Regions from separate parts of the Mus musculus genome. Here region 1 is linked to region 2. A link is a loop called in an ENCODE intact Hi-C map of the cell type or tissue named here. Cell type or tissue: left cerebral cortex. All regions are shown on one strand. Links, peaks and the distances in the headings refer to the core of each region. The heading gives the core; the rest is flanking DNA. Region 1 overlaps A230057D06Rik (RIKEN cDNA A230057D06 gene). Region 2 has its middle 120 kb from the start of Gm31652.

What was found. Peaks named below come from ENCODE experiments on the same cell type or tissue, not always from the same donor. Only the 100,000 strongest peaks of a DNase experiment are listed, where the experiment ranks them.
Region 1: a loop joins it to region 2, with 7 times the contacts of the local background. A loop is called at or near these places in 3 of 42 quality-filtered maps.

The regions. Positions count from the first base shown.
Region 1 is chr7:61,761,333-61,777,504 of GRCm38, forward strand. All of the region lies in intron 6 of A230057D06Rik (RIKEN cDNA A230057D06 gene), which reads right to left. Among named protein-coding and RNA genes, the nearest start is that of Mir344b, 21 kb to the right of the region's middle. In left cerebral cortex, for the core only: a CTCF peak has its summit at 8,700 (motif pointing left); a DNase peak (open chromatin) is centred at 8,784.
Region 2 is chr7:61,447,528-61,463,699 of GRCm38, forward strand. No RefSeq gene overlaps it. Among named protein-coding and RNA genes, the nearest start is that of Gm31652, 120 kb to the left of the region's middle. In left cerebral cortex, for the core only: a CTCF peak has its summit at 8,482 (motif pointing right); no DNase peak of the experiment used is centred there.

The sequences.
Region 1 (16,172 bases), core at 4,535-12,534, 310 kb after region 2:
CTGAGAATATCTATCTCTCCCTTTCTCTCAGCTCAATAAACTATATTAGACCCTCTTAAAATATTTGGGCTTCAAGATTCTTGCCTCAGTATATACTATAACCTTAGCTTGGTGAATTTGGTATAAGAATTAGGCAGGCAAGCCCATTTTTTCCGAATTCAAGAATAAAACTTAAATATTCATCACTTGTTCAATGTAATGACTGATTAAGATAATGTTTTTAATAGTTATGAAATTTTCCCAAGAGGCTGGGAAATCTGGCCAATAGAATTCAGAGATTGTATTGTTACCAACATTCTCTAGTCTCTAACAATTTCATGTAAATACCAGTATACCTGTTTGTTAAAATGTGTATCCTATAAATAAATTTCAGGTGATCATATTGTCAAGCCATCATGTAGGTGACTGAGCCAACACTAAGTTGTGCAATTAAAATTATATAAGCAAATATCAACATAAGAAATATAACTTAAGGACCACAGTGATATTCATTATGTATAGCCATCTATTCTACTTCCTTCCCAGCTCTGATTTTATCCTATGTGCTCCTCCAGTTTCAACATTTTTTTCTAAATACTGGATTGGTCTATTAGAAAATAAGCAAGTCTCTCTGATTGTTTGTTGTTTGTGTGTGTGTGTGATCACCACATAATTTGAAATTAGAGTCAAACTGAGGACTCTCCTGTATATAAAAATATCAGAATTCAGGCATAATATTCATCTATGTCACTTTACTTTATAAGTTTCATTTAGATGTTTCTTAAAATATTAATATCTTAAAAGCAGTCACCAATGCTATTCATATTGCCAAAGTTTTTACTCACTAAAACCTTGATATGACAATGTAAACCTGAAAATAAGAGTAATATAAAACACAAAATATGATTTTACCAGTTTTAAAAAATTGTATAATTTGTTAATTTTTATTCCTTATTAGGGTATAGATGGCTTTGTTCTTAAAGACATGTCTGAAGTTTTTGCTATCGCATTGGTAAGTAATGCTTACTTATTATTGCCTGGGAGATAAGATATGCTCAAATTACTAACCCTAGACTACTATAAATAGAAAGTGAGATCATGGATTTTATTAGGTTATATGTAAGTTTTGTATCCTATGATAATATAGAGTAAAAAGTAGTATCATTATTTTATATTTCCAAATTGGGTTCTCAGGATTTTGGTCTATGTACCAAATTTATTCTGAGATTTATGTAGGCCACTACAAAATGACAGTATTCTTCCCCAAGATGTTTTACACTTCTTATACATCAAAGAAAAATATCCACCAAGGGGAGTTCTCAATGCTGTACATCTTTGCCCCAAATGCAAGAGCATGAACATTCACACTAAAGCTCAAAGCACACATTGGACCTCATACACCCCAATCCCACCAATGGACAGGTCACTGAAACAGAAACTAAACAGTGAAACTAACAGAAATTATGAACTGAGTGGATTTAGCAGATATCTGCAGAACATTTCACCGAAAACAAGAGAATATATCTTCTCAGCACCTCATCAACCTTCTCCAAATATTACCATATTATCACACACAAAACAAGTCTCAACAGATAAAGAAGATTGAAATAATCCCATGCATCCTATCAGATCACCATGGACTAAAGTTGGCCTTCAGTAAAAGAAAAACAACAGAAAGCCCACATATACATGTATACCATATTGCTCCTAAATGATAACTTGGTCAGGGAAGAAATAAAGAAAGAAATCAAAGACTTTATACAGTTCAATGAAAATGCAAATATAATCAAAGTAATGTTATAAGGAAAAGTCATAGCACTTAGTGCCTTCCCAAAGACATTTTAGAGACCTAACAGCATACCTATCATAACCTAAGAGCATACCTGAAAACTCTAGAACAGAAATAATGAAACAAGTACAAGAGGACCAGCTGACAGGAAATAGTCAAACTTGGGGCTGAAATCAACGAGTTAGGAACACAGAGAATGATACAAAGTCAACAAAACCAAGATATGGTTCTTTGAGAAAATCAATAACATAGATAAACCCTTTGCCAAACTAACTGAAGTGCACAGAAACAGTATCCAAACTAGCAAAATCAGAAATGAAAAGGGAGATGTAACACAGAAACTGAGGAAATTCAGAACTCATCAAAACCTACTACATCCTATACTTTACAAAACTGTAAAATCTAGATGAAATGGAGGATTTTCTAGACAGATACTATGTACCAAAGTTAAATCAAGTTCAGGGAAACTATCTAAACAGTCTCATACTCCTAAGGAAATAGAAAAATTCATGACCTACACACCCCAAAACAAAAACACCCAATGCCAGATTATCTTAATGCAGAATTTTGTCAGATCTTCAAAAGAAGCTCAAATATCAACTCTCCTCAAAGTGTTACACAACATTGAAACAGAAGAAACACTACCCATTTCATTCTATGAAGTCAGTTACTCTAACTAAACCACACAAAGACCCAACAAAGAAAGAGAACTTCAGGGCAACTTCATTATAAATATTGATGCAAAAATACTCAAATTCTTGCAATCTGATAACACATCAAAACTATCATTCATAATAAAGTAGGCTTCATCCTAGGAATGTTGGGTGCTCAGAGCTGAACAAAGAATTCTCACCTGAGGAATACCAAATGGCAGAGAAGCACCTGAAAAAAATGTCCAACATCCTTAATCTTCAGGGAAATTCAAATCAAAACAACCCTGAGATTCCACCTCACACCAGTCAGAATGACTAAGTTCAAAAATTCAGGTGACAGCAGATGCTGGCGAGGACGAGGAGAAAGAGGAACACTCCTCCATTGTTGGTGGGATTGCAAGCTTGTACAACCACTATGGAAATCGGTCTGGCAGTTCCTCAGAAAATTGGACATAGTACTACCAGAGGATCCTGCAATACCTCTCCTGGACATATATCCAGAAGATGTCCCAACCGGTAAGTAGGACACATGCTCCACTATGTTCATAGCAGCCTTATTTATAATAGCCAGAAGCTGGAAAGAACCCAGGTGTCCCTCAACAGAGGAATGGATACAGAAAATGTGGTATATTTACACAATAGATTACTACTCAGCTATTAAAAAGGATGAATTTATGAAATTCCTAGGCAAATGGATGGACCTGGAGGGCATCATCCTGTGTGAGGTAACCCAATCACAAAGGAACTCACACAATATGTGCTCACTGATAAGTGGCTATTAGCCCAGAAACTTAGAATACCCAATATATAAGATACAATTTGCTAAACGCATGAAACTCAATAAGAACGAAGACCAAAGTGTGGATACTTTGCCCCTTCTTAGAATTGGGAACAAAACACCCATGGAAGGAGTTACAGAGACAAAGTTTGGAGCTGTGACGAAAGGATGGACCATCTAGAGACTGGCATATCTGGGGATCCATCCCATAATCAGCTTCCAAACGCTGACACCATTGCATACACTAGCAAGATTTTGCTGAAAGGACCCAGATAGAGCTGTCTTTTGTGAGACTATGCTGGGGCCTAGCAAACACCGAAGTGGATGCTCACAGTCAGCTATAGGATGGATCATAGGCCCCCAATGGAGGACCTAGAAAAAGTACCCAAGGAATTAAAGGGATCTGCAATCCTATAGGTGGTACAGCAATATGAACTAATCAATACCCCCTTGAAGCTCGTGTCTCTAGATGCATATGAATCCGAAAATGGCCTAGTCAGTCATCAGTGGAAAGAGAGGCCCATTGGTCGTGCAAACTTTAACTGCCTCAGTACAGGGGAATGCCAGGGCCAAGAAGTAGGAGTGGGTGGGTGGGGAAGTGGGTGGGGGAGTGTGTGTGGGACTTTTGGGATAGCATTGAAAATGTAAATGAAGTAAATACCCCATTAAAAAAAAAGAAAAATCCATCAGTGCAATTAACTGTACAAACAAACTCAAAGAAAATAGTCACATGATCATCACATTAGATGCCTAGATTCAATGACTGGTCCAACTTGGGATTTATCTCATGGCTGGGGCACAAGGGCCTGACACTATTAATGATTCCATGATGTGCTACCAGTTAGGAGCCTAGGATGGCTGTCATTAGGAAGTCCTTCCAGCAGCTGACTAAGACATACGCCTTACACCCAACCAGTGATGGAAGTCAGGGACCCAAATGTTTAAATTAGAGGAAAGAATGAAGAAGCTGAAGGGGAGGGTGAACCCATAGGAAGACCAGCAGTTTCAACTAATCAGGGAGCGCCCAGAGACTGATCCACCAATCAGCAGCATACACAGGCCAGTCTGAGTCCCCTGCCACATCTATAACAGAGGACTGCCTGGTCTGGCCTCAGTGGGAAAAGCTTAATCTCAAGAGAATTGAGGGAACTTGAATGAATGCTGGAAGAGAACAGACAGAAAGATGATGGTAAGAAAATTTATATATACATACACACACATACATATATGTGGGAGGGAACAGAGAAATATTTACGGAATAGGTCATTAAAGAAGAATGTAGATTTCAGAAAGTTATATGACTCTAGAGAATAGAGTAACTTCTCATGGATAATCAGCATCTGGGAAGCAATCTGAAAGGGACTTTTCTTAAACCCTACTGTTGAATTATCAGTGTTGTGTGTAGCAACAGGATAGCTAGTATCTGGTTCTAATCTCTTCATGTATTAAGACTTCATAATAACCTTTGTTCTCTCATACACCAGAATATTTTTACCAATAACAAAATTTCCCTAAGGTGATATTCTTCCATCAACATTATATGAAACCATTGTAAGATTATATTCAACACTTTGTCTCCATTATCCTTCTTTCTATGTTTGTGATATACATTATAACCAAAAGCAATGTGATGACTAAAGGGTAAATTTTATCTTAACACTTATAGTCATTCACAAAGGGAAGCTGCAACAGAAAGTTGTGGCCATGACCTGTAGGTAGTAACTCAAGCACAGACCATTTGTATTACTGCTATTTACAGGCTTGGAGACACTGGCGGAATACCTATCTTTTTAAACTACCCAGGTCCATTTGCCCAGAGTAAAGACTGAAAAATGTGGATGAGTGCTCCCATATGAATAGTAAGTAATCATAACAGACACATTGAATCAAATTAACGGTACAGACAAATCCAGACAACCAAGGTCACCTGGTTACTTAAAAAGATACCTTGATGTAGTCACTGGAAAAGGATAATTTTTTTTGTAAAAGCTCATTGTCAAACTGGATGACTTCAGATAAAAAATATAGCTGAATATACTCATACTCAGGAACATGCAGAAAATGCAACTCCAAATATACCAAAGATCTCAACATTAAAGACAAATACAGTGAACCTATTGGAAGATAATGTGACAAGTAGCCTTAACATCTCTGATGCAGAAAATGACAAGAGAAAAAGATTAACAAAGTCACTAAGACCAACAACTAATAAATGAAACCTCATGAAACCAAAAAGTTTCCACACAATAATGCTCACCATATTTCAGAGAAAGTGACACAGAACAGAATGGGTGCATCCAATAGAGGACAAATATTCTGAGTTTATGAGGAACTCAAATAAGCCCTATATACCAAGAACAAAAATAACATATTTTTACGATAGGGATCATATACAAACAGAATCATCTGTACAGGTACATCAAATTGTTGAGAAATATGTAAAGAAATGTTCATTAGACATATGGTAAATACAAATACAAAGAACCTGGGATTTCATCTTATACATGTCATTGTGACTAAGTGATACTTATGAGAATACCTGTGAGATTGGGGATGGGTTCTCCCATATGAGTAGTGAAAAATGATACAAGGCACAGTAATCAATGGAATCAAATTGAAGACCCAGATAAATCCAGACAATTAAGGCCACCTGGTTACTTAAGAAAACTTGATAGATATAGTCACTGGAAAAGATTCTATGGCACACAGAAGATAAAGATGTAGAGCTGGTGTTCATATAGAGACCTTGCTCCTATGAACAAGTGTCTTTCATACAAAATGGTTCTTTGCATGCTAACAGAAGAGATATAAAATAACAAGCTAGCTATTAATCTATAGTTGCCCCTTGCCTGCAAGATATGCTAGTGTTATGGTGGAATCGTTTTGGTATTATTGTGGGAGTAACCAACCAATATCTTGACCCTATGAGATAGTATTCACATCCAGCATGGCTTAGGTAACCAAAAACCAAGTCTAAATAGTGTAGGTCTAGTGCTATTTAAAGATTTTTAAAAAGCCAGACAGTGGCAGTGCATTTGGGAGGCAGAGGCAGGTGGATTTCTGAGTTTGAGGCCAGCCTGGTCTACAGAGTGAGTTCCAGGACAGCCAGGGCTAAACAAAGAAACCCTGTCTCAAAAAACATTGTAAAAAGAAACACACACACACACACACACACACACACACACACACAAAAGCAAAATAAAATAACTAGTAATGATATTCTCCTACATGCATAGATCAGTGCCTAGCTCAGCCATTTTTAGTGAAGCTTCCTCCCCTAGGAGAGAGCAACAAACATAGAGAGCAATAGTTAGACATTATGAAGACTATGGATGGCTATAGAACACTCAGGCCAACTCTGACTTTTCCATCAAATTCATTCTTTCATGGCTGAGAAACATGGTGGAAGAAAGTATGGAAATACTATAAGAACTAGAAGGTACAGAGGAAACCAAGTAAGGTAGTTATCTCTAAATCCAAATGATACAGGCACATGGGAATTCACAGAGACTAAGGTAGCATGTACAGGGGTAAGATGAGTCAACACCAGATCCTTAGTGTATGTAGCATATCTTCAAGTTAATTGTTTTTGTGGGATTTCTGAACGTAAACTGGAAGGCACCAAACAAAAGCTGTACTGGGAAAATGAACTTCCTGGAGATGACCCACCATTTTGCATGGCTGTGATGGTTGAATCCTGGAACAAGATAAGTCCAATCTTTGTCCCAGAACAATTTCTTGCTGCTAATGTGCCTTCTCAATTTACCACTGCTGTAATCCTCACTTTTCTGACATGGTGTGATTGGACTCCAGAAAATCAAATAGCCCCATTAAAAAAATGGGGCTCGGAGCTAAACAAAGAAGTCTCACCTGAGGAATACCGAATGGCTGAGAAGCACCTGAAAAAATGTTCAGCATCCTTAATCATCAGGGAAATGCAAATCAAAACAACCCTGAGATTCCACCTCACACCAGTCAGAATGGCTAAGGTAAAAAATTCAGGTGACAGTACAGAAGATTTTGAGTCTTAGAAAACACGCATGGAAAAGTTTCAATTCAAAGCAAGTAATCTCACAACTGTTGATGCAAGAAAATTTCCCTACCAGCACAACTCTGGTCACTGTCAGATATTGAAATCATAAGTAAATGACACTCGATTCTGATGATGGAGGACTTTAATCCTGAAGCATGAATGATGGGATTATAATTAGAATCAGTGTTTTCAGAGGCAAGAACATGTTTTGCAGAGTAGACATGAGCAGGTGACTCAGTAGGATCAGGGAGAAGGCCAGAAATTTCCTCCATATGTTGGGTTTCCTCTTTCTACTCAGGTTTTAGAGAATGTCTTCATCCTGGGCTGAGCAACATGCAGTCAAGCCATGGCTAGAGCCTGGAACCAGGTGAGAGATGGATACCATCCAGGAGCTTGACTGGTAAAAACCTATATGTAGGGAGTTGAATTAGCTATCGTTGCCTCTGTCTGCATTGAAATAGAGAGTGGATTGAGAACTAATTAGGAGAGAGATCTCAAAACTATAAGTAGGAGTCAAAAGACAATTGTTACTTGTGAGATATTAGTCAGGACTTAGTTGGTTTTTTGTTTGTTTGTATTTATTTTTGTGTTTTTTTTCTGTTTTTGTTGTTGCCATTGTTATTGTTTGTTTTTATTTTTTCATGGCCATGCAGTTTTTGCTTTGTTATGCCTTGTTTTCATTTGTCTCTCCTTGCTTCCTATCTATTGCAGCAAAAGTGGTGAAAATAATAGGAGAAAAAAGGAAAAACCTAATTTTCCTGAGTTCTCACTCTGGTCTACTTAACAACAAACTAAATGAGCCAATGGTACCTGGGGCACAGCATCTATCTGGATTCTTGGACCTAGTCCCTGGGTATGTACCAAAAACTCCATTTCTATCTGGAACCTTTTGTTTCTGATACTGGGGTGTAAAATCAAGTTTTCTCCAAACATGTCCTGTGTCATTTATTTTATCCTACATGCTAATATGAATTAATTCTAACATGGGATGGTACACTTATGTGTATTTGAGTGCCATTAAAAATGCCATTAAGAAAGTACAATTAAAAAATCGTAAAAAGGTATGTGTTCAAGCTTTATTCCAGAAATATTGTTAGCATAGTGTATTTTAAAATGTCATAATTATATAGAAATAATTATGGAGGCAGTTACTTAGAAATGAAATGTTTAAGGTATAAATATTTTCAACACGTCTTGTGTGTTTGCATGTTCTTATGTGGTATTGCATAAAGATGAACACTTTAGTATAGTTTCTGTTACTCTCCATCAGGTGTAATTGATATTCATTACATATTTTATTCAATAAATATTTTAATACTGTATCTTTAGAAAAATTCAAACATTCTTTACACTAGAATTCTTCTAACACCACTATCACCTCTACATCCAAATATCTTATGTTCTTTCTAATAACAACTGACATCATTCACATCATCTCTGTGTGCATGAATATTGCACCATCTACTGGAATGTGCATCTTACAGCATGCAGCCCAGAATAAATCCCACTCTGTTTTTTCCTCCAGCTAATTAAATGCCAATAACTACTCTAGTGGGATATTTTTTTCATTATTCCTGCCACAGCCATACTGGAATTTTATCTGGCATTATATGGTATAAGAATTTTCTATTTAATTCCAGCTGATGGAAATTCAAGAGTGCCTTTTACACTCCTGCCACCACACTTGGGACTATATTCTAACACCATTATGCCTTATTCTTAATCCTTATATCCTAGAAAAAAATCACAGATGCTCATTTTCCTAAGAAAGGAAGTTGCTTTCTGAGCTTTTGACACTGCCATGAATATGATGACATTAAAATGAAAAGCCACGCACTGAAACAACTGCTGCTCACTATAAAGAAATTATTCTAAAGAAATCTATTCTTCTCCCTTCTTTGTTCTGATGATGCCCTCCACAGACTTCCAGTTCAAAGAATTATTTTTGAATTTTTGATTGATTTCTTTGAAAATTGGCAAATGTTGTCTCTGCTATTCCACTTTGATCCCACACATATTTTGGAGCAACAGCAGCAGAGAGGATTGACCTATATATTCCATCACAGTCTTCTGTTTAAGTCCTAAATATTACTGATCTAATGTGGGAAATAAAGGGGTGATGGGGAAAGAGGAAGAGGAAGGATAGCCCGCATCTGGCCAGAGTTCCCCCTGTGATCTGGGCAGACAGATGCAGGAGGCCTGCCAGATGCTTTCCACTAGGCCCCAGCTGTGCATCTAAGCCACTGACCCCACTCTAATGGGGTGGACAAGGGGCAGCCCCCAACCCAGGCCTTTTGGCAACAACCCTGTAGCCCCAGGGTTATGGAAGAGAGGGCTGAGGGAGGGAGATTCCTACACAGGCGAGAATAAGTGCAGCGGGCCTTGATGAACAGAGACAGTCTATGGTTTTAGAACTTTATTGTAGAAAGGCAGGGGGGAAGAGAGGAGAGAGAGAGAGAGAGAGAGAGAGAGAGAGAGAGAGAGAGAGAGAGAGAGAGAGAGAGAGAGAGAGAGAGAGAGAAGAGAGAGAAGCCATGGCCAAGAGGAGAGAAAGGGGAAAGAGAAAGAGAGAAGAAAGGCTAGAGTAAGAGGGTGAGAGTAAGAAAGAATGAGGAGAGAGGACAGAAAGAGAGTGAGAGGAGAGAGCAAGAGTAAGGGGAGTAAGACAGTGAGGTGGGGCCAATCACCCCCTCTTATGGTGTGCTGTTATCTTTCCTGTTTCTAGGTAACTGGGGAGGAGTGTAGCCTGAAAGTCAGAAACTTGGGACATTGTCTACATGACTACCAGCCATACTTCTCCTGTGGGGGCAGTAACTACGACAGGAGCCTTGAGTCCAGGAGACATGGTCAAATGCCTACTGTCCCATGTAGGTGGGAATTACCACACATTGGGTTCTCTGGGGGTTCAAGATCTAGCCTTTACAGGAAACCAGGCTGTCTAATGTCCCACAATCTACTTCCGAGTAAAGTTGGCTTTAGAACTTCTTACTAGGATGCTATTTAGTCTTTGTGTCACTAATGCCTGTAGTAGTTCTACTCAATAGCATATCATTGTAAAATTTACAAAGGACACAAAGGTTCTAGGTAAACTCAGTGATTTTCCTACTGTTTGAAGTGTTACAGTTCTCTGAATCTTATCCCCTATAAGGGTGTTACTGTTTTCTAAGAACAAAAGCACACCTGAATTTTACACAACATTTATTATGAGTATTGCAGACCTATATCATAGATAAAGAGAGACTTCATGTCAGCTACTATAAACCTAGACAAGTACTCATGGTTTGTGAAGTCATAGACCCTAGAGAAGAAACTATTTCTGCTAATTGTCTGAAAAAATAAAATTTCTAACTCTGCTATAAGTGTTAATGCCTACAAACAGACATTTTGATGAGGGAGGCTCCTAAGAGTCAGTGCAGGTAACCATAACCAATATGCCTAATACTAGGGACATGGAACCAGAGGAGGACACCTCCTGTAGCTAGGTAAGAGCCACAGTGGAAAGGTAAGGAAACCAACCTATCCAGAAAACTTTCCACCCACAATTTGTCCTGTCTAAAAGAAATTCAGGGACTGGAGGAATCATCAACCATTAACTTGTCCAAATTGAGACCCATCCCATCGGCAAGTACCAATCTCTGACACTCATTTTTTGTTTGTTTGTTTGGTTGGTTGGTTGGTTTTTTTTGTTTTTGTTTTTCGAGACAGGGTTTCTCTGTATAGTCTTGGGTGTCCTGGAACTCACTTTGTAGACAAGGCCGGCCTTGACTCAGAAATCTGCGTGCCTATGCCTCCTGAGTGCTGGGATTAAAGGTGTGCACTACCATGCCCAGCTGATCTCTGACACTCTTAATGATACACTCTTATGCTTGAAGATATAAGTATTCCTCAGAATGGTAGCTTAGTTGTAAAGCAGACAGAGACCATGAAAAAATTCCAAAACCTGTCAAAACGCAAAGAACAACTGACAAGAGTATGTAAAACCACACTGGCATCTGCATTTGTTTCAGTCAGCTGCTGTGTAGAGCCTCTCAGAGAATAGTTGTGCTAAGCTCCTGTCTTCAAAAAATAAAATTAAAAGCCCAGGTCCACATAACACTTTGAGGCAGCATGTTCATGTTTCTCTTTCTGAGGTCTCTATGGAAGAAAAGGACTAGGTTGTATGAGATTCTCTCTCTCTCTCTCTTTTTTTTTTCTTAATTTTATCTTTTTTTTTTTTATTTTGTTTTTTTAATTAGGTATTTATTTCATTTACATTTCCAATGCTATCGCAAAATTCCCCTACCCGTTCCCCCACCCACTCCCCCACCCACCCACTCCCACTTCCTGGCCCTGGCGTTTCCCTGTACTGAGGCAGAAAAAGTTTGCACAACCAATGAGCCTCTCTTTGCAGTGATGGCCGACTAGGCCATCTTCTGATACATATGCAGCTACAGACACGAGCTCTGGGGGTACTGGGTAGTTCATATTGTTGTTCCACCTATAGGATTGCAGATCCCTTTAGCTCCTTGGTTACTTTCTCTACCTCCTCCATTGGAGGCCCTGTGATCCATCCAATAGCTGACTGTGAGCATCCACTTCTGTGTTTGCTAGGCCCCAGCATAGTCTCACAAGAGAGAGCTATATCTGGGTCCTTTCAGCAAAATCTTGCTAGTGTATGCAATGGTGTCAGCGTTTGGAGGCTGATTATGGGATAGGTCCCTGGATCTGGCATTCTCAATATGGTCCATCCTTTTTTTTTTTTTCTTTTTTAAAATTTATTTTTATGTATGTATGTATGTATGTATTTATTATTAGATTTATTTATTTTATTTATATGAGTACACTGTAGCTTTCTTCAGACACACCAGAAGAGGGCATCCAATCCTATTCGTTTTTTTTTCCATTTTTTATTAGGTATTTAGCTCATTTACATTTCCAATGCTATACCAAAAGTCCCCCATACCCACCCACCCCCACTCCCCTGTCCACCCACTCCCCCTTTTTGGCCCTGGTGTTCCCCTGTACTGGGGCATATAAAGTTTGCAAGTCCAATGGGCCTCTCTTTCCCGTGATGGCCGACTAGGCCATCTTTTGATACATATGCAGCTAGAGTCAAGAGCTCCGGGGTACTGGTTAGTTCATAATGTTGTTCCACCTATAAGTTTGCAGATCCCTTTAGCTCCTTGGGTACTTTCTCTATCTCCTCCATTGGGAGCCCTGTGATCCATCCATTAGCTGACTGTGAGCATCCACTTCTGTGTTTGCTAGGCCCCGGCATAGTCTCACAAGAGACAGCTACATCTGGGTCCTTTCAATAAAATCTTGCTAGTGTCTGCAATGGTGTCAGCGTTTGGATGCTGATTATGGGGTGGATCCCTGGATATGGCAGTCTCTACATGGTCCATCCTTTCATCTCAGCTCCAAACTTTGTCTCTGTAACTCCTTCCATGGGTGTTTTGTTCCTACTTCTAAGGAGGGGCATAGTGTCCACACTTCAGTCTTCATTTTTCTTGAGTTTCATGTGTTTAGGAAATTGTATCTTATATCTTGGGTATCCTAGGTTTCTGTGGATGCTCACAGTCAGCTAATGGATGGATGACAGGGCTCCCAATGGAGGAGCTAGAGAAAGTACCCAAGGAGCTAAAGGGATCTGCAACCCTATAGGTGGAACAACATTATGAACTTACCAGTACCCCGGAGCTCTTGACTCTAGCTGCATATGTATCAAAAGATGGCCTAGTCGGCCATCACTGGAAAGAGAGGCCCTTTGGACTTGCAAACTTTATATGCCCCAGTACAGGGGAACGCCAGGGCCAAAAAGGGGGAGTGGGTGAGTAGGGGGGTGGGGGTGGGTGGGTATGGGGGACTTTTGATGTAGCATTGGAAATGTAAATGAGCTAAATACCTAATAAAAAATGAAAAAAAAAGAAATCAGGTGGCCTGTATAAGACCCAGTCATCAAAGTTTCTTCCTTTGCTCAACCTCATGTGTCAAAATGTGATTGAACAAAACTACAGCCCAACTCACTCCTCCTCACTTTTCTCTTTCATCCCTGAAAAGGTGCTGCACAATTTCTTTTTGGACTCACAGTTCTCCCAAATATATTCTGTGGACCTGATCAATCAGTAAAGATCCCCAGTTGGTCAGTTTTTGCTGCCAAATTCAAATAAAGATCTTGCTTTGGTGGATTCTTCTGACTTCTTTGGTTGTTTGGTTTTATGAACCCCAAAATTTGGTGCTTTGTATGGGAATGAATCACCTACAAATTGAATACCAAAGCTAACTTAGAAGGACCCAGGACTGTTTTTCAGTCATCTTGACCTCTGTATGTAAACTTGTATTCTGTTTTCTGGATGTTGTGCATATTTGAGGACCAGAAAAGGAGAACCTGGATACAGTATTGCTCCTATTATCAGAGTGTTCCAGAGATGTCCTAGGCAATAATGGTTTCCAATTAGGGGCACTTCTGGTTTTGTTTCTGGGCAAGCCAGATTGTTCCTTTCTGTCACTTTGTATCTATAGTTTCCTTTCCTTTCATTTTTGCACTGTTTCATATTTAGAAAATGGGCCAAACTTAATCTACTGACCATCAGGCCCTTTCTTTAATCTTTACCCATCTCAGGAATTTTTAAAAGCAAAAGCCAAACAAGGCAACAAACGAACAAAAACAACAGAATCAAAATGAAAAAAAAGAAAAAAAAAAACCCAGATAATCTGGTGCTGTTCTTGGAGCCCTGCCCCCACAGTTAGGAGCTGAGCACTGCTGGAGAAGCTATACCTCCTGTAAGAATCAAGCTGAAAGCAAGTCTGAAGCTGCCTGATCTGTACAGGATGCTCCTAAAGGGGTACCAGCAGTTCCTCAGCTTCCTCTAGTAAGCAAGCTGATGACTAGTCCAGCTGCAGAACTGCTGTGCCCATGGGAAATAGATTCAGTAGGTAGCAAGTATTTCCACTCCTGAAATAGCAGAAGGAAATAAGGAAATTTTGACTATCTGTTTTAAAAGTATAAATATATGTGGCCACTACAATGTTAACTTTTGACTGGTCTTAAATGTATAAGTTTACTATATTCTGTATATCCTTATTTTCAATTATTGGCTTTTAAATTATTGTGGATGGCTAACAAACTTCATTGCCTGTTACAAAAAGTTAGCTTAAAACAAGTAACTCAAGATGGGAGCCATTCTGGACAATAAAACATGACATGAGGGAACCAAAAATAGTCTATAAAGATAATTTTATATTGGGAAATACTTTATGTAATTCCTCTCCTATCTAAGAAGTCAGACTCATGGAAGATAGGATTAAATACAACATTTCTTCAATGAGATATCAAAGCTGCCCTCCATGTACTTCTATACAACATTTTCTACCTGGCTGCTAAACTTTGTAAATAAAAAAAAAAAATAACACACTTGCTATTGATTTTAGAAACACTAAATTTTTATACTGTTAAAATTGTATTTTGGCTTCTAAAAGAAGATGGTTGTGCTCTGTGTCTGTACTCTTCAAAGCAGTACTTTATTTGATATTACAAAGTACAACTAAGAGATTTTTAAACTTCAAAGAAAAATTTGGGAGTTCCAGAACACCTTTTCCTTCGCAGGCACATCTTGGAGGCATACAACCTTTGAGCAAAACCCAAGTGAGTCCCCAGATTAGTACTTGACTTTCAACACTTCTGACATATGTCTATTGTTTGACCCTGTCCTTATGTGTGCCATCCCATCCATCATCAAGGAACCCCAGATTAGGGTACTGAATACCCTTCTAATAACCCTCATGACCTGGACCAATTTTGTGAGGAGGCTGCTTTTTTTGGCTCCCTGGATTTCTCCGGAGTACATGTTGGACCCTGACATCTGGATGTATGTTCTTTGCTTGCCTGCAAGCAAGAGATGGTCTGGGATTATCCTTCCCTAATCTTTGTGCCCATTCTCACTGCTGTCATCACCAATCATAAGAACTTAGCCCGGCGTGGTGGTGCACATCTTTAATCCCAGCACTTGGGAGGCAGAGGCAGGCAGATTTCTGAGTTCAAGGCCACCTGGTCTACAAAGTGAGTTCCAGGACAGCCAGGGCTACATGGAGAAACCCTGTCTCGAAAAACCAAAAAAAAAAAAAAAAAAAAAAAAAAAAAAAAAAAAAAAAATTCTTCCCCAGTGGAAGTGTTGGCTACCCGTAACAAACATTGCCAGGATCAGTCTAATATTCACCTTTCCATTACTAAAAACCATCCTGCCTTCTCTGGGCAAACAGGATGATCTCAGTGATGCAGATGCACACATCTCTGCTCCAGCCCTCTAGCCATCAGACTTGAAGCTGTCCTCTAAACCTGCTGTCCGAGGTCTTTCACACACAAGCCCTTCCACTCCTACCCGACAGGCGGTACCCCCAGATTAGCCCTGGTGTGATTAGGAGAACTTTGCCTTTTGGTGGCCACTCCTGCAGTAGTCCATCCTGTGATGTTCTTTCCTCATGATGCATTGCCTCTCCCTCAGTGCCTCATTATCCTCAGATATACCACGAGGCTTTCCCTGTTAATCTAGGCTGTAATGTGGTGAGCATGACCTGGATTCCCACTCTTCTGGCAGACTTGGCACTGATCAGAAAAGCTCTCAATTATTTTGGCCCAGATTGCCCTTATTTTGAACAAGTACTGAAGCAATGGGCCACATAACTCCAGACCTATTATGATTAGTATAGTATCTTTAAGGTGGTGATTGACAACACCATGTTTCTCAATTGGGGGTCTGTATATTATGACTTGTCTGAAAATCAGGATAGAATTAACCTGGAATAAGACAACATTAGCGTTTCTCTTTTTTTCTTTCCTTTCTTTTTTTTTTTTTTTAATTGGAAATTTTCTACTTTTTGCATTTCAAATGTTATCCCCTTTTCTGGTTTCCCCTCCCCTCCTGGAAACCCCATATCCTACCCCCTCAATCTGCTTCTATGACA
Region 2 (16,172 bases), core at 4,912-12,911:
AACTTCTAGGGCATTAGATCTCAACCTTCCCCATGCTGTGACACTTTAATATAGTTCCTCAAATTGTGGTGAGTCTCAATCATAAAATTATAATGGTTGCTACTTCATAACTGTGATTCCACTATTTTTATGTGTTGTGAAATAAATATTTGTATTATACCTATGCTACACCTATCTGAAACAATGTTAATTTAAGAATGATTTGCTTATAGCATAAGGGAGGATGATGCTTAATACTAAAGTAAGTGTCTCTTGACTTGACTTGCTCTTCTATGTGGCCACTAAAATACTCAGTATGCTATGTTGTGATGATACTTAACAAGCCAGCATATATAACTGTTCAAGATTTAACCTGTCTGTCTTACAGTATAATGCTTTATTGAATGTTTGCAGAATTCCCAGTGAAACAACTAGGATTATGGAACACAAATAAATGACCTGTTTCGTCCTTCTTGAAATGATCACATTTGGGGCTCATCACAATTCCCGCTCACTACAATTATCAGCAATATATTAGGCGTATGATGGGCCACATTTGATCTACTATTACTTTCATATGACTATTCAGGTTTCAAAACAAGCAGCACATTATACATCCCTACTTTCTGTTATATTTTACTATTGAGTCATGAGGCATAATATTCAACATAGATGAAGCAACACAGAGAATGAAGTCACAGAGAGGTAGGAATTTCCACAGAGTAGTATCTATGCCATAGTATAAGAGGCTGTCTAATTTTGTGGAAAAGTGATAGTTTCAAAAAACATAACTCTAGAGGAACCCATGCATGTAAATATTTGCTAGAACACGATTTATCATTAGTCTAGTATAATTTTCTCATTTATGAACAAACTATAACTATATAGCAGAAGATGCTAAAGGATGTTCTCTAAGTTGGAAAAGGAGACTGCAGAACAGGAATGAATTGAAACTAGTTACTCCACATCACTTGATTTCATGGGAAGGCTATTTAAGAAGTGAATAACCCAGGAATTCACAGTTGTGCAGTCTTCACAGAGTACCTCAGCATTTCACAACTTTTGATTCTCCTGACCCTTCAGGGTTGAGGGGTTGTCATAACATCTGTTGGTCCTCACTGGTTCTTGGAGGAAATATACTGAAAAGTATTTATTGACTTGATTCTAGTGACCTTAAATAATTCCTAATATATTTCTCTTTCTTTCTTTCTTTCTTTCTTTCTTTCTTTCTTTCTTTCTTTCTTTCTTTCTTTCTTTCTTTCTTCCTTTCTTCCTTCCTTCCTTTCTTTCTTTCTTTCTTTCTTTCTTTCTTTCTTTCTTTCTTTCTTTCTTTCTTTCTTTCTCTCTCTTTCTCTCACTCTCCTTCCTTCCTTCCTTCCTTCTTTCTTTCTTTCTTTCTTTCTTTCTTTCTTTCTTTCTTTCTTTCTTTCTTTCTTTTTATTGGATATTTTTCTTTATTTACATTTCAAATGCTATCCCAAAAGTCCCCTATACCCCACCCTGCTCCCCTATCCACTCACTCCCACTTCTTGGCGCTGGATTCCCCCTGTACTGGGGCATATAAATTTTGCTAGACCAAGGGTCCTCTCTTCCCAGTGATGGCCAGGTAGGCCACCACACATGCTATGTACTAATTTATAAGTGGATATAATACTTATAATTCTATAATAATAGAATACCACAATACAACTCATGGAGTATAAGAAGCTAAAGAGGAAGAAAGACCAAAGTGTGGATTCTTCAGTCCTACTTAGAAAGATGAACAAAATAATCAAGGGAAGTAGAAGATTAGAGGGACTTTGGAGGAGGAGAAGAGGGGGAGGGAAAAAGAGGAGAAAATTAGATATTGCAGGAGATGGAAGAGATGTACATAGGGTCAGGAAATTGAACAGAGATATATAGCAATGGGGTAAGGGAACTGGGATTAGCAAAAAGAAAATCTCAGATGTCAGCAATACAAGAGGCTAGCAGGACCATCTCAGGGATGACATTAGCTGACGTACCCCACAAACCTGAGGTATAATCTGCCAGGACCATATCCAGAGGTTAGACATTGTCTTCTAGTTGAGGTTTGGTGCTCACCCATCTCTAATATTTTAAATCAGAATTTCTCTGTCTAAAGTCAATGCACGGACAAAGAATGGAGCAGAGACTGAAGGAAAGAACATCTAGAGACTGTCCTACCTGGGGATCCATCCCACATTTGGACATCAAATACAAACACTATTGCAGATTCCAAGAAGTGCTTGCTGATAAGTGCTTGATGCAGCTGTCTCCTGAGAGGCATGTGGATGCTCACAGCCAATCATTGGACAGAACACAGGGAATACAATGGAGTAGTTAGAGGAAGAGCTGTAGAAGATGAAGGGCCTTATCTTGTATCAATGGGAGGGGACACCCTTGGTCCTTTGAAGGCTTTATGTAGAGGCATGCTAGGATGGTGAGTTGGAAGTAGGTAGGTGGTTGGGGGAGCACCCTCATAAAAGCAGGGCAAGCAGGCATGGGAAAGGGGGTTTCAAGAGGGGAACCTATGAAAGTGTGTATCATTTGAAATGTAAATACATAAAATACTCAATTGAAAAATGTGAAACCATGTAGATAATTTGTTGCACACAAAGAAGATAAATATTGATAAAGTAATACAGGGTCTTTTAAAAAAAGTCCTTATTATCCTTTGGACACATAGTGTCCTTGTAACTGCCTACATGTCATATATATATTCTTCTATATTGATGATCCATGGAAATGTTATTATTTCCCTTCCCAATTAGGTAACAGTCCCTAACCATATGAAACTATGTAGAGTTCTCCATATTGAAGATCCATGAACTAGAAAGTGATTTTTCTATACCGAAGCTATGTATTCCTACATTGAATGTCTTGCAAAATGTAATAGGCTATGTGGGTAATGATAGGCAATTAATGATTGAAAATGGTAAGAATAGTTAAGCAAATAGCATTGGTTAATTGCCCATACAGGTGTAGACTTGTCTTACTCTAACAGCTTTATCATCAATAAGTCCAGATATTCACATTAGTCTTGAGTGCCTGCCAAAATAGGCACAGAATTTGGCCTCTTTATTTTCTTTCATTTTTATTTTCCCAGTAAGAACTCAGTCTAAAAGCAAACTTTTAAAATATACAAGGTATATCTCTTCTTTTGCTTATTTGTTACTGTCTATAGATTACTCTAATGTCTATAGATTACTCTAAAGTTTGGTTTTTTGTTTGTTTGTTTTGTTTTGTTTTGTTTTGGTTTGGTTTGGTTTTGGTTTTTTGTTTTTTTGTTTTGTTTTGTTTTGGTTTGGTTTTTTGAGATAGGGTCTCTCTTTATAGCTCTGGTTGTCCTGGAGCTCACTTTGTAGACCAGACTGGCCTCAAACTCAGAAATCTGCCTGCCTCTGCCTCCTGAGTGCTGGGATTAAAGGTGTGCGCCACCATGCCCAGCTACTCTAATGTTAATGGTCACTCTTTCTGGTAGTTTGAATATGTTTGGCATATGGTAAGTGATACTATGAGGAGGGTAGCCTTATTTTAATAGGGGTGATATTGTAGTAGGAAGTGTGTCACACTGGGGTTGGGCTTTCAAGTCCAAGCTATGCTCAGTATGAAAGAGACTTTCTTTTTGGTTGCAAATGGAAGACAGTTTCCTTCTGATTATCTTCAGGTCAAGATATAGAATTCTTGGCTCCTCTAGCACTATGTCTGACTGCAGCCATGATTCCCACCATGATTATAAATGGACTGAAACTCAGATACTGTAAGTCGGATGCAATGTAAGGTTTTCCTTTATAAGAGTTACCATAGTCTTTTTTTTTAACAAAACACATATTAAAATAGAAGTTGGTACCACAGACAGAGTCAATGCTATAGTAGGCCTAACCATAGTTTGTTGGGCAGAATGTGCATCTCAGGGCATTGCGTTTTGACAACAATGAAATGCTTCAAATGGGACTTAATGGGCCGCTTAAGTAGGAATATGGAAGACATTGGTTCTGAAGGTAATTTTAAATCTGGAGACCCGTTTCAATATGTGTCAAGGAAGAAGAATTTTAGTGTGTTTCCAAGAGATCATTCTAATGATATGTTGGCAAAGGATGTGGCAGCTTTTTCCTATGGTAGAGTCTGACTGAGGCTGAGATAAAGAGATTTATGTTAAGTGCATTGGCAAAGGAAGTCTCAAAAAAGCAAAGTAGGAACTTAGCCCAGTGGCTCTTGCTTATGAGGTTTGTTTTGATCAAGCATAGCAAGCGTATAAAGGAAAAATAAAAATGTATGATTGGAGATTTAAAGAGATACCAGGAAGGGGAATAAAGCTTAATTCTCTATTTAAGGAGCTAAACAGGATATTGGATTGGTTATCTAAAAGCAAGGTATATCTGCATTTGCACAAAAGGGATATATCACCTTAGGCATTATTGTAACCTGGTTATTATTTTAATTTGAATATAAGAAGGCATGACTGCAGGTCAAATTGGCCAGTGTTGGAATTTTTTGGCTATTCTTGACTGTAAACTTGACTATATCTGGAATGAACTACAATATAGAAATGGAGGGAATGCCTGTGGTCCAGAGCTTGAGGCATAGTGGCCATGTTTTTGAAGGTCTTGTGAAATGGTAAAGAAATGCTTAAGTACATGCCATTAATTCCATGATTCAGGAGATAGGACATAAATGCCTCTGAGTTCAAGATCAGTTTATAGAGCAAGGTTCAGAACATACTATGTAATGAAGCAATTGGAAAACAGACAGCTGGAGATGATGCAATAGAAAAAGGGGGTTATATTCCAGTTCCAACAACAGTAGATTTGTCATTTAACACTGACTTTAGAGTTAAGAATAGAAGAGATTACAGGGACAATTGATTATTTTTTAAGTAAATCTAAGAAATTAGCAGTTATTAGGATGAGATGTGCATCACTGGGGTTAAAATATTTTTTGGAAATGTGTTCTGAGAGCACAGAGAAGCTGTGCTTTAGAGATAGACATCATGATGGAGGCCAGACTTGGTATCACCAAGATGGTATATTACTGAAGGAATAGAGGGTTAATGGAAAGTACCTCAAGGCTTGGCACTGTGAGGGGCCATGAAAGACTACTGGTGAAGGTAAAGCCTAAGTTGCAGTTGGTTCAGGACTGAAGGAGTCATGTAAAGAAGTAGAGTTTTGGTACCATGAAGAGTGTCTATGAGATACAATTATTTATTTACACTGTTAGTACTTGGTTTACCTTATTTTTACTACTCTTTTCTCTAAAGAAGCTCACTTTACAGTTACTATTTCCATTATACAAACACCTGTATGTAATTCATGACAAATAATTAGATAGAAAAATATGAAAAATTTAAGGTAGGTGTGAGGAAGCAGAAGCTTATAAGGGCATAAAGAAAACATTTTAGTATAAAAGAAGGTGTTTTAATGTTGGTAAATGTAAGTGGTTGACTAATGGTGATAAGAAAATTATTTAAGCTATATTAAAAGAATAAAAACTGTTCAGATTTCTTTCCCTCCCTATGTTGTATTCGAATCTCAAAACCTCAGAGTTTCAACAGTGATCAGTGGCATAATGATAAATATTAGGCTAACTCTGGCAAACCATTCCACTATATGATCTAAAGTCATAGGTATGTGGTGTTTAGCCGGATAAGTATTCTGGATAAGCGAACATACTCCCCTTTCATGTTCTATAGTCATACTGAAAATCAAGATTCCTGTAAGCTTCAGAAAATCTACTTGGATCCACTTGACATGAGTGTCAGACTCTAGACAAGTGCCCTTGTTAATCCACAGCCTAAAGTTTCCCATCAACTCCCTATTATAGATGCTGATATTCTATTCCCTCCCCCTATTTTGGGGGCAGAAGTTTCTACTTCTATCCATGTCCCTCTTTTGGAGACACAGGTTTCAAATGTACATCCATGTGGGACCTGATGCTGCCCAGAACACTAACCCCATGTTTTCCAGTGATAGTATTAGCCACATATATTGACACTGAGCCCTGCCACTGTGTAGACAAAGACTCAGACATTACCTTCAGCAGCAGCTTGGGCAGGAACATGACCATGTTCTCAAGTGGAGGGGCTGGCTACTCAAAAGTGGCTATTCTCTCTACCCTGGCATATCCAGTTCCACCTCTTTTAATAATGCTCAAACTGTTCCTTATCTCTTTCTCTCCCTTGGGTACACCACACATTTTCACAGTGTAGTGGTTCACACGCCAGGTAGGACATGTCATATCCGTCAGGCCTCTGAGTGACTTCTGTGTAACAGCTGGTGAATCTGTAGATATCTTCCCTTTCCTGTATGGATTTGCATGGGAGAAAGTGGGGGATCTGTGTGTCTTCTGTTCACTCATACAGTGCTGTGGAGGTGCAGAGGACTGATCTGTGAGACATTTTAACACCTGCAATGCAAACCAAAGCAGTCCTTAGGTCTTAAGAAAACCAATTTCAACAGTGAATAAAACACTTTCTGAAAAATTAAAAAGACTAGTGATTTCTTCTCTAAAAGTCGTGTGTAAAGCCAAAATGTTCCTATTCATGCATGTTCCCAGTGTTTTCCGCAAAAATGAGTAAATTGGAATTACTGGAGCTTGTTTAGTGCTTCCACACTACAGCTGCAGTGTAATAGAGAAGGTCACCAGGCATCCTCCTCTGGCTCCAGCCTGCATGTCCCTGCACACGTTTGTGGACACAAACAGATATATAAATACCAATAGAAACATATTATCAGGTATAAGATTTTCTTGGGTACTTGATTAGATAGTGGTTTTTGTCTAAATGCCATGCTTTGAGAAAAGAGGTGGCTTGGGGATAGACATGATTAAGAATAATTGACAGAAATGATGAAAATTAAGACATGGAAATCTGTATTTATCGATATGGAATATAGGAAAAGCCCATAATTGTATACACAAATGCAGAGAAAATACTTTATAGCAGGTACTACATGTAACCAATTTATAGCAGATCCTTCTTCACTGGGGCCCTTCACTGGGGCCCATCAATTCTTTGGTCACAAGTATTTCACTAAGTGATTCATACCACCTGTGATTTTTGCCCTATGGAATGGACATTTAATGCAATAAGAGCTTACATTCTCTGAATTAACCACTCAAGCCATTATTGTACTAGGTAGCACTTTTTTTTTCTTAAAGCAGACAGATGTTTATTGACAGTGTAAATCAGCCTGCATTAGTTCTGTGATCCTGAGCAAGTTCCTTGCCTTTTTGCAGATGGGCACTTCTAGTGTTATTATTTAAAAGGCTCTGCATGCCTTCTAACCACACATACTGACCTTAAACTTCTAGATTGAAATATCCAAAATCCATAACTGTTTCTTGATTTGAGGCTTAACTTTCTGTAGTGTAGTTAGTGGTTCATACTGGGATTTTTGGTGTTAGCTCCCAAGAATAGACATTTTTGGGTTAGTCCTAGGTTTTTTTGTGGTTTTTTGTTTGTTTGTTTTTTGTTGTTTTTGTTTTCTTTTGTTTTGTTTTGTTTGATTTGGTTTGGTTGGTTGTTTGTTTTGCCAATCACATATACAAATAAATCAACTTCCTCAGTAATCAGAATGTTTTCTCAATACCTGGAAGTCAACCAGCAAAGATGATAACACCATTTACTGATTTACACATATCTAGATTAGCCAGCAATTGATAGTGAAGTAAACCACTCTTATCATTGACTTTCACAACTGGAAAACCTCTAAAGGTATGAGCATTTACCTTCTGTTTATATTTTAATATTATAAGACAACGCCTATTTTAGCATTCCTGATAACTTTGTTAGTTTTCATTTGTGCATCATACCACATAAGCTCCCAAGAATTCTATAGCAAACCCTATTCTTTGTACCCTTTGTGAACTAATGTTTTATGATTGATTCTTCAGGAACACATGCAAGTCTCTGAGGTTCCAAATCTGAAAAATACTCAGAGATGATCATCATGCTCTCTATGTAAAAACAAACAAACAAAACCAACCAACCAAACAAAAATGTCACTAAGTAGAACAATGAGGCGAAAGCCTGAGCCGCTATCCTATAGTTAATAGTAGAACTGCAGAGATGATGAATCTGGTTAATGATTTTTGAAGTCCATCATCATTCTGAGCATGTTTCAAAAATATCACAAGTCATGAGATATTAAAAATAAATATACTCCATGGAAACTAGTGCATGTGTAAATTTGATCTGTTAGCATCAATTTTTTGTCCACATATTAATGTTGGAAAAATGGGATGAGTATGAGGCACTTATTTAATTAGTGTGTAAAACTCTCATTCATCCTCTCTAAGCCATTACACTTCCATCTTTGAGGTGTAGCATTTTGAGAAGATTTGGCTAGAAGAGGTGGGCAGGTAAGTCTGAAAAGTAAGGTACATGTATCTTGAGTCATTTTCCTCTTCTTTGTGTGGATAGAAATAGTTATTAAGCTAATTTATATAATTAAGATATTTCACATGCTAGTACAGCTAAACACCACAAGATGTCAGTTTTACTGCATAGAGAGTAATTTGTAACAACTTCAGAGGAAAAATTAGAATTGTCAACCATAGCTGACAGTCAAGCTTGGTCTTCTCTCTCAGTTTTGAATTTGGTGCTTATAATTTTCCCGTTAGAGGAAGAGGATGGAGTAATTTCTTAGAAATAGCTGATTCCTCTTAGAGATTCACACCTTTATCTCAGCACAAATAATGGAATCAGTGAATTATATGCTTCTCAGTATTTCTTTCAATCTCGGTCAACAAGTTTGAAAACCCCATGTCCAGCATGCATTTGGGCCTCTACTATGTGCTAATGACTGTGCAGTTTAAAACATAAAGTATTTATCAATATCCACATTTCATATTTTATTTTACTGCACAACCATGAGGCTGAGTGTCCAAGGTTAGATCAAGTAGCATCTGCAAGATAAATAATGATAGAGACTGTGAAACTTTAACAAGGAAAGATGTAAGTCATACTAGAAAGGGGTATCTAATTGGGATGAAAGCTTTAATAGTTCTAAGGGTCATCATGGTACAGTGGTTCATAATATGTTATGGCGACATTTGCAATAATACTGTTTACCAGTAAGATGACATTACTTCCTTTAATTTATAAAGACCCTAACTAAATAGAACAAAATAGTAGTACACTAATGGGGACTCTTAAAGGTAGAGATGTAGTGTGAGGAGTAGGATAAAAGTAAAACTGGATATACTACATGCTCTCAAATATAGGAGTGCAGAATTTACAAAGGAATAAGATCAAGTGCTCAGAGCAGAGCAGTCTAAATACATACATTCAGAGTTTTATATCCTTTGGTTATCCTTACCATGTTGGACTGATTGGTTTTTACTACTCTTGAAGTACTTACTAGTTACTAATATGGGAAGCTCTGAAGATGATCATCCAATGCCAGTAGCATTACATAATTCTAAATCTTATCTTTCCTGTATAGGAACCTCATTTGAAAAAAAAAACAACAACAACAATAAAACAAAACAAACAAAACACACACAAAAATAAAACAAAGCAGCAACAACAACAACAACAACAACAACAACAACAACAAAAACAAAACCTTTTGCTGGCTAAAGACTCTGAGACATTGCACAATTTTGGGAGTCCATCAAGAACACAAAGCTACACACACATAATGTTTATGCAAAGGACCTAACTCAGACCCACACTGCATCTGTTGTAATCTCCTGTAATAGTCTGTTGTAGTTTCTGTGAGCCACTAGGAACCATTCTAAAACAGATATGTGTGCTGTGTTCTCATAGTATCCTTTTCATCCTTGCTCCTACATGTCTTATTCCTTCCTTTTCTTTGGACTTCCCCTGGCTCTGCCTCTTTTCATGATGATTTTATTTTCCCTACTGAGTTACCTAGTCCAGGCATAATATGAGGATTTGTGACTTCATATCATTGTAACCTTTTCTCCAGGTTTGACTTAGGATTTTTTCTTTTATTTTTTTCTGAATAGAAATGGAAGAGGAATGGATCTGAGAGACAGAGAATTTTGGGGACACGGAACTATGGAAGGTGCTTATGAGAGTAAGTGTTCACTTTTACTCATTTTATCAAAGTTTTTTACTCATTTTTATCAAAGTTACAAAATGTAAGCAATCAAATGCACAATGTGTCAATAATTCACCTAACTTACCTAGATTTTATTGATAGTGGAATGCTTAACTTGTTAATGTCAGAATAACTTGAAAAAAATTCTAAATGCCAATATACAACAGCAAAGAAAACGAAGCAGCTAGCATAAAGAAAGAATTGTTCATGTCTTTTCTATTTTACAATGTTGTAGTAGCTTGGGTTGTTAGAAAATAAAGGTATGTATGAGATGATGTGAGATGCTATCACTTCCAGCCTCCCACCCAAGTAATCTGACCTTTTTTTTTTTTTTTTTTTTTTTTTTTTTCCCCGGTTGTTTTTTGTTTTGTTTTGTTCTTGTTTGTTTTTGTTTTTTGTTATTTTGTTTTTTTTTTTGTTTTGTTTTGTTTTGGTTTTGGTTTTGGTTTGGTTGTTATTGGTAGGGCTTGTGTAGGACCTAACTTGGGATGACTGTAAATGTTTCCAAGTTTTATCATTTTTGATGTCATGTCACAAGGTTGAGGAATCTGTTGTCTTCTTACTTGAAGTAAAATTATTTTACTTTAATACTCAGAATTTTAGTGCTGGTATCCAGCATAAAACCATGCAAAATCAAGTGAAATAAACATCTGAGCATAGAAGGGCTCTTTAAATAGATTTTCTCTTATATGCTCTAATAATATGTGCAGTAGATGAATGATGGATAGAGACAAATATTTATTGGGGTCTGAAACACTCCTTTTAGGATACCAAAGTACCAGTCAATGACTATATACTTATGTATGTATGATCAGAACTAGTTGAACACAATTGGTTTAACAGAAACAAATAGATGATTGATATAAATATTGATAAATAGGTAGGTAGGTAGAGAGAGACAGGTAGACAGACAGATAATAAGCATAATAATTAAATAATGGAAAATTCAAACATGCAATAAATTCTATATTTTCCATTCAGATACAACTAGTTTAAAACATTTTTAATCACTTGAATCACTTAATAAAGTGATTTCCTGTTCACTGTCATTGTCTATATAGATCTCATAGTGTAGAGGTGGGGTTTGTTTTGAAACATTTCATGATTCTTTGAGCACTTGCCATTCTTAGAGGCATCAATAATATTTTACTTTGGGATAATGTAGTGGTGAGGTGATGAAGAAAAGAGTATGTGTCATTTCTTATGAATATCCATATTAAGATTTCTCTCTGCCTAACATATCACACACACACACACACACACACACACACACATATATATATATGTATATATATATATATATATATATATATATATATATATATATATCACACCCATATATATTATCACACAAACACACACACACACACACACACACACACACACATATATATATATGTATACATGTATATATATCACACCCATATATATATAATTATTTAATATTTATAGAATAAAATATTTATATACTATATGTTTCTCCTTTAAAAATAGATTGCTCAGCTACTAAATGGCATGATATAGTAAAATATGTTTTAGAAAAAATTACACACTCTTGCATTTCTCTCTTGCCTCTTGCTCTCTTCCTCCCCCTTTCTCTACATTCCCTCCTTCCTCTCTCCATGTGCTCATAGCCAGCCTGTACTTCTTTACTCTCTCCCTCTCTCTGTATTTCTCTGTCTGTACAACACTCTTAACTCCCCTCACCATGTCCTGGATAAAATCTACTTTATCCTAAAAAAAAAAAAAAAGAAAAAAATTCACTTAATTATGAAGTCATCTTTAGGTACTTAGTTAAAAAAAAAGAATATAGTCCTTATAACTATATACATAAAAAATATAAGTCCTCACCAGCCTTAATGTAATCAGACTTAATGAATATTCAATTCAAATAAGAATAGTGCAGAAAACTTAAACAATTTATTTGTTTCTGCTTCCTCCAACTCCATAAAAGTGATCCATTCATGTACCTAACTCCTTGAGTTGATCTCCAGATTCTAATGAAAATAGTTCCAAGTTTTGAGATGTTCAGGTACCTAGTTCCTCCTGTTCATGAAGAACAGTATAGCAGTTCCTGCTTAGACAACCTGAGAACTTCTGAGTTTATGCTTTACTTGTCTAAAGCTGCTACAAATAGAGCCCTGTGTTAAAGCTGGGAAAATAATAAATCATGTTGTTAACTCCTCTACTTTCCTCTTCCTTCATTTCTCTATCTTTCTTCTCTATATTTACAGCACCATATATTTACTAATGGCAGGTTTTGGTATCAATGAAACATTCTGTGAGACAGGCAAATGTCTTACTTTGATATTTATTACTAATGAAGTATTTTATTACTTCTTGTTTTTATAGAGCTGAATGTACAGTATATAAATTGATCATTAGTTTTCTTAAATACTTTCCTTTTCAGAATGGTCCATAAGAAGAAAATCTTAGACAGAATAAAATTACAGACGATACAGCAGAACATTTGATAATATATGATATATGGAATTGAAAAGACTTTGTGATTGACATCTAAAAATCAGCCAGGAAGCGGGAGTGGGTGAGTTGGGGAGGGTATAGAGGACTTTTGGGATAGCATTTGAAATGCAAATGAAGAAAATACCTAATATTAAAAATATTTGATCACAAAAAATTATTCACACAAAGTTGTATAACCACATAAATGCATATGGAATAGAATTAATCAGTTTGAACATAATGCTAATGAAGAAGTAGTGGTCTATCAGTGGGAGATTGATTTTCAAAGAACAACAATGAAATCTGTTGGGTAAATTTCATTCAATGGAACTACGAAATACTAAAATTATATCATGGAGAGGCAGTTGATTTTCTTTTTCTTTTTTTAGTATTTTTATTAGGTATTTTCTTCATTTGTATTTCCAATGCTATCCCAAAAGTCCCCCATACCCTCCCCCCACTCCCCTACCTACCCACTCCCACTTCTTGGCCCTGTACTGAGGCATATAAAGTTTGCAAGACCAATGATCGCTGACTAGGCCATCTTCTGATACATATGCAGCTAGAGACACGAGCTCTGTGGGGTACTGGTTAGTTCATACTGTTGTCCCACCTATAGGGCTGCAGATCCCTTTAGCTCCTTGGGTACTAACACTAGCTCCTCCATTGGGGGCCCTGTGATCCATACAATAGCTGACTATGAGCTTCCACTTCTGTGATTCCTAGGCCCTGGAATAGCCTCACAAGAGACAGCTATATCTGGGTCCTTTCAGCAAAATCTTGCTAGTGTATGCAATGGTGTCAGTGTTTGGAGGCTGATTATGGGATGGATCCCTGGGTATGGCAGTCTCTAGAAGGCCCATTCTTTCGTGTCAGCTCCAAACTTTGTCTCTGTAACTCCTTCCATGGGTGTTTTGTTCCTAATTCTAAGAAGGGGCAAAGTGTCCATATTTTCGTCTTTGTTCTTCTTGAGTTTCATATGTTTGCAGATTGCATCTTGTATGTTGGGTATTCTAAGTTTCTGGGCTAATATCCACTTATCAGTGAGTACATATCATGTAAGTTATTTTGTGATTGGGTTACCTGACTCAGGATGATGCCCTCCAGGTCCACCCATTAGCCTAGGAATTTCATAAATTCATTATTTTTAATAGCTGAGTAGTACTCCATTGTGTAAATATACCACATTTTTTGTATCCATTCTTCTGTTGAGGGACATCTGGGTTCTTTCCAGCTTCTGGCTATTATAAATAAGCCTGCTATGAACATAGTGGAGGATGTGGCCTTCTTGCCAGTTGGAACATCTTCTGGATATATGCCCAGGAGTGGTATTGCTGGATCATCCAGTAGTATTATGTCCAATTTTCTGAGGAACAGTCATACTGATTTTCAGAGTGGTTGTACAAGTTTGCAATCCCACCAACAATGGACGAGTGTTCCTCTTTCTCTGCATCCTTGCCAGCATCTGCTGTCACCTGAGTTTTTGAACTTAGACATTCTCACTGATGTGAGGTGGAATCTCAGGGTTGCTTTGATTTGCATTTCCCTGTTGATTAAGGATGCTGAACATTTTTTCAGGTGTGCTCTCATTTCTTACCTGATCTTATATAAAAGGACAGTAGATAAGGAACAATGAAAAACTATAAAAACTAATACTAGTCAATGTTCAATGACAATTTATCCATGATTATATAACATAAATTGGAAAAACTAATTCTCTGAGTCCATTGTTGGCACTAGAATAATTACAAATAAGACTGCCAGTGTTATATTTCTTTGGTCAGAGAGAAACTTATGCGACAATTATGACAATAATGTGTGAAAATCCTACAACTCAAAGACATGATGCTGTCAATGCATCAGATAAGAACTCTCCCTGTGTTTGCGAATATTACAGCTCTGGGGGGAAATGTATCCTGACATCTGAGAACTAAAGCATACTAGAAAGGCACTGCCCATATTAAAACGTACAGAAAGGATTTATTGGAAGGAAAATACTCAGGATGAATGCTATCACTGTTCAGGCTAGATCCTGCAGAGAACTGAGCCAGGATTATATAATGTTTCTGGGGGCAGAGCTTTCTGGAGATTTTCAGATTGAGGATTTGTAGAAAAAGCTTTTTTCCACAATATTGCTGTGATAGAATCTAGCTGCTAGGATAGGTAGAATGTTCTATTGGAGGAACATGGTGGTTGGAGTTCATTAGAGAAAGAGGCTGGACACTTGTGTGCCCCAAGCACTTTACAATTCTTCCCTTTTGTTTATAATTAATGAACAATATGGGGTAGAAAGGGGGTGATACTATCTATTAACTGCTTCTTTCTAAATTCATCTCCTCTGAATCCTCTTGGGCCATGCCCTCACATTTATTCAGAGGGAAAGACCCACAGGTTGGCTTCCTGTACTCAGTCTAGAGGAAGCAGATAACTGAATAGAAGGCAGGGTTTCCATTAAGTTCATTGTGGGCAGAGCTTTCTGGAAATTTCCAGTATTTCAAGTTCAGAGCTTATTCTTTTTAATCAGTAGGGTAGAGGGCTGGATTCAGCTGTTAGTGCAGTTAGATAGTTCTGTGTGTAGAACTTGGTGGTTAGAGACCGTCAGAGCCAGGGCATGGCTAATTATGAACCTCAAGAGCCTTAGAGCTGTAGCAGTTCTCCATAATGGATTCTCCAAGGGAATGTAATAAGCAACAAATCCCTGTCTTCTTTCAGAAATTTATTCCGAAAACGGTTCATGCCCATTGAAGATGATGCAAGACTCTCAGACTCCCCAAATCTCCTGTCATATCTAAAAACACAATGAATGGCTTCAGAGGCATACACACATTTCTTACATAGGAGATAGTATTTCATAACTCAGAACTTTAATCCTGTGAATCAAACGAACTATTTCTACTTTCCATTTTCTCTGTATCCTATAGATCTCAGGAATAGTCTTTCTTCTCTTGAACATCTATGCCATAGGCCAGCTTTGGAAATACCCAGAACCAGTTGAGTCCTGGATTACAGCGAGGCGATTGACTGGTAAAAAAGCTCACTACTGACAGTTTTATTGGTTTTTATGTGATTGGAGGAGTTTTTGCATTCAAACATGAGTGGATTATAAACCAGTCAAGAAAGAGCACTCAAATAGAAAGAGAAATCAAAAGCTTGGTGATCAAGATCTGAACTGCTGATTCATCTATAGCTCCCTCCCCTCAGAAAACAGAAAATGGAAGACAGAAAAAAACTGCTATTTATTCTGAGCTTTCTTTTCAATTAACAGAGACAAAAAAGTCGCTAGTGCCTGATTACTGATCATGAAACTGCAGTCTGAATGTGAGTAGATCATGGATATCTGTAGGCATGTGTTAATTTCTATTTGCTATTTTTTTTATTGTGACTCTGGGTAACCAAGTGAAACTTGCTTTGTGTTATTTCTGATATGATGATACCAGTTTATACAAGTTCTATGATTATAACAATGAATTATACTAGTATATGACACATTTATATCTATTATAATTACTTCCAAAAGGTTGCTTGGATTGTAAAAAGCAATGGTGGGTCCAATCCCTTTGCCAGAAATATATCCAATTAAAACAGAATATTCTTCAGTGACATAATGATAAAGAAATAATTTACAGAATTTATTTTAGAAAAATAAATTTGTTGTACATTCTC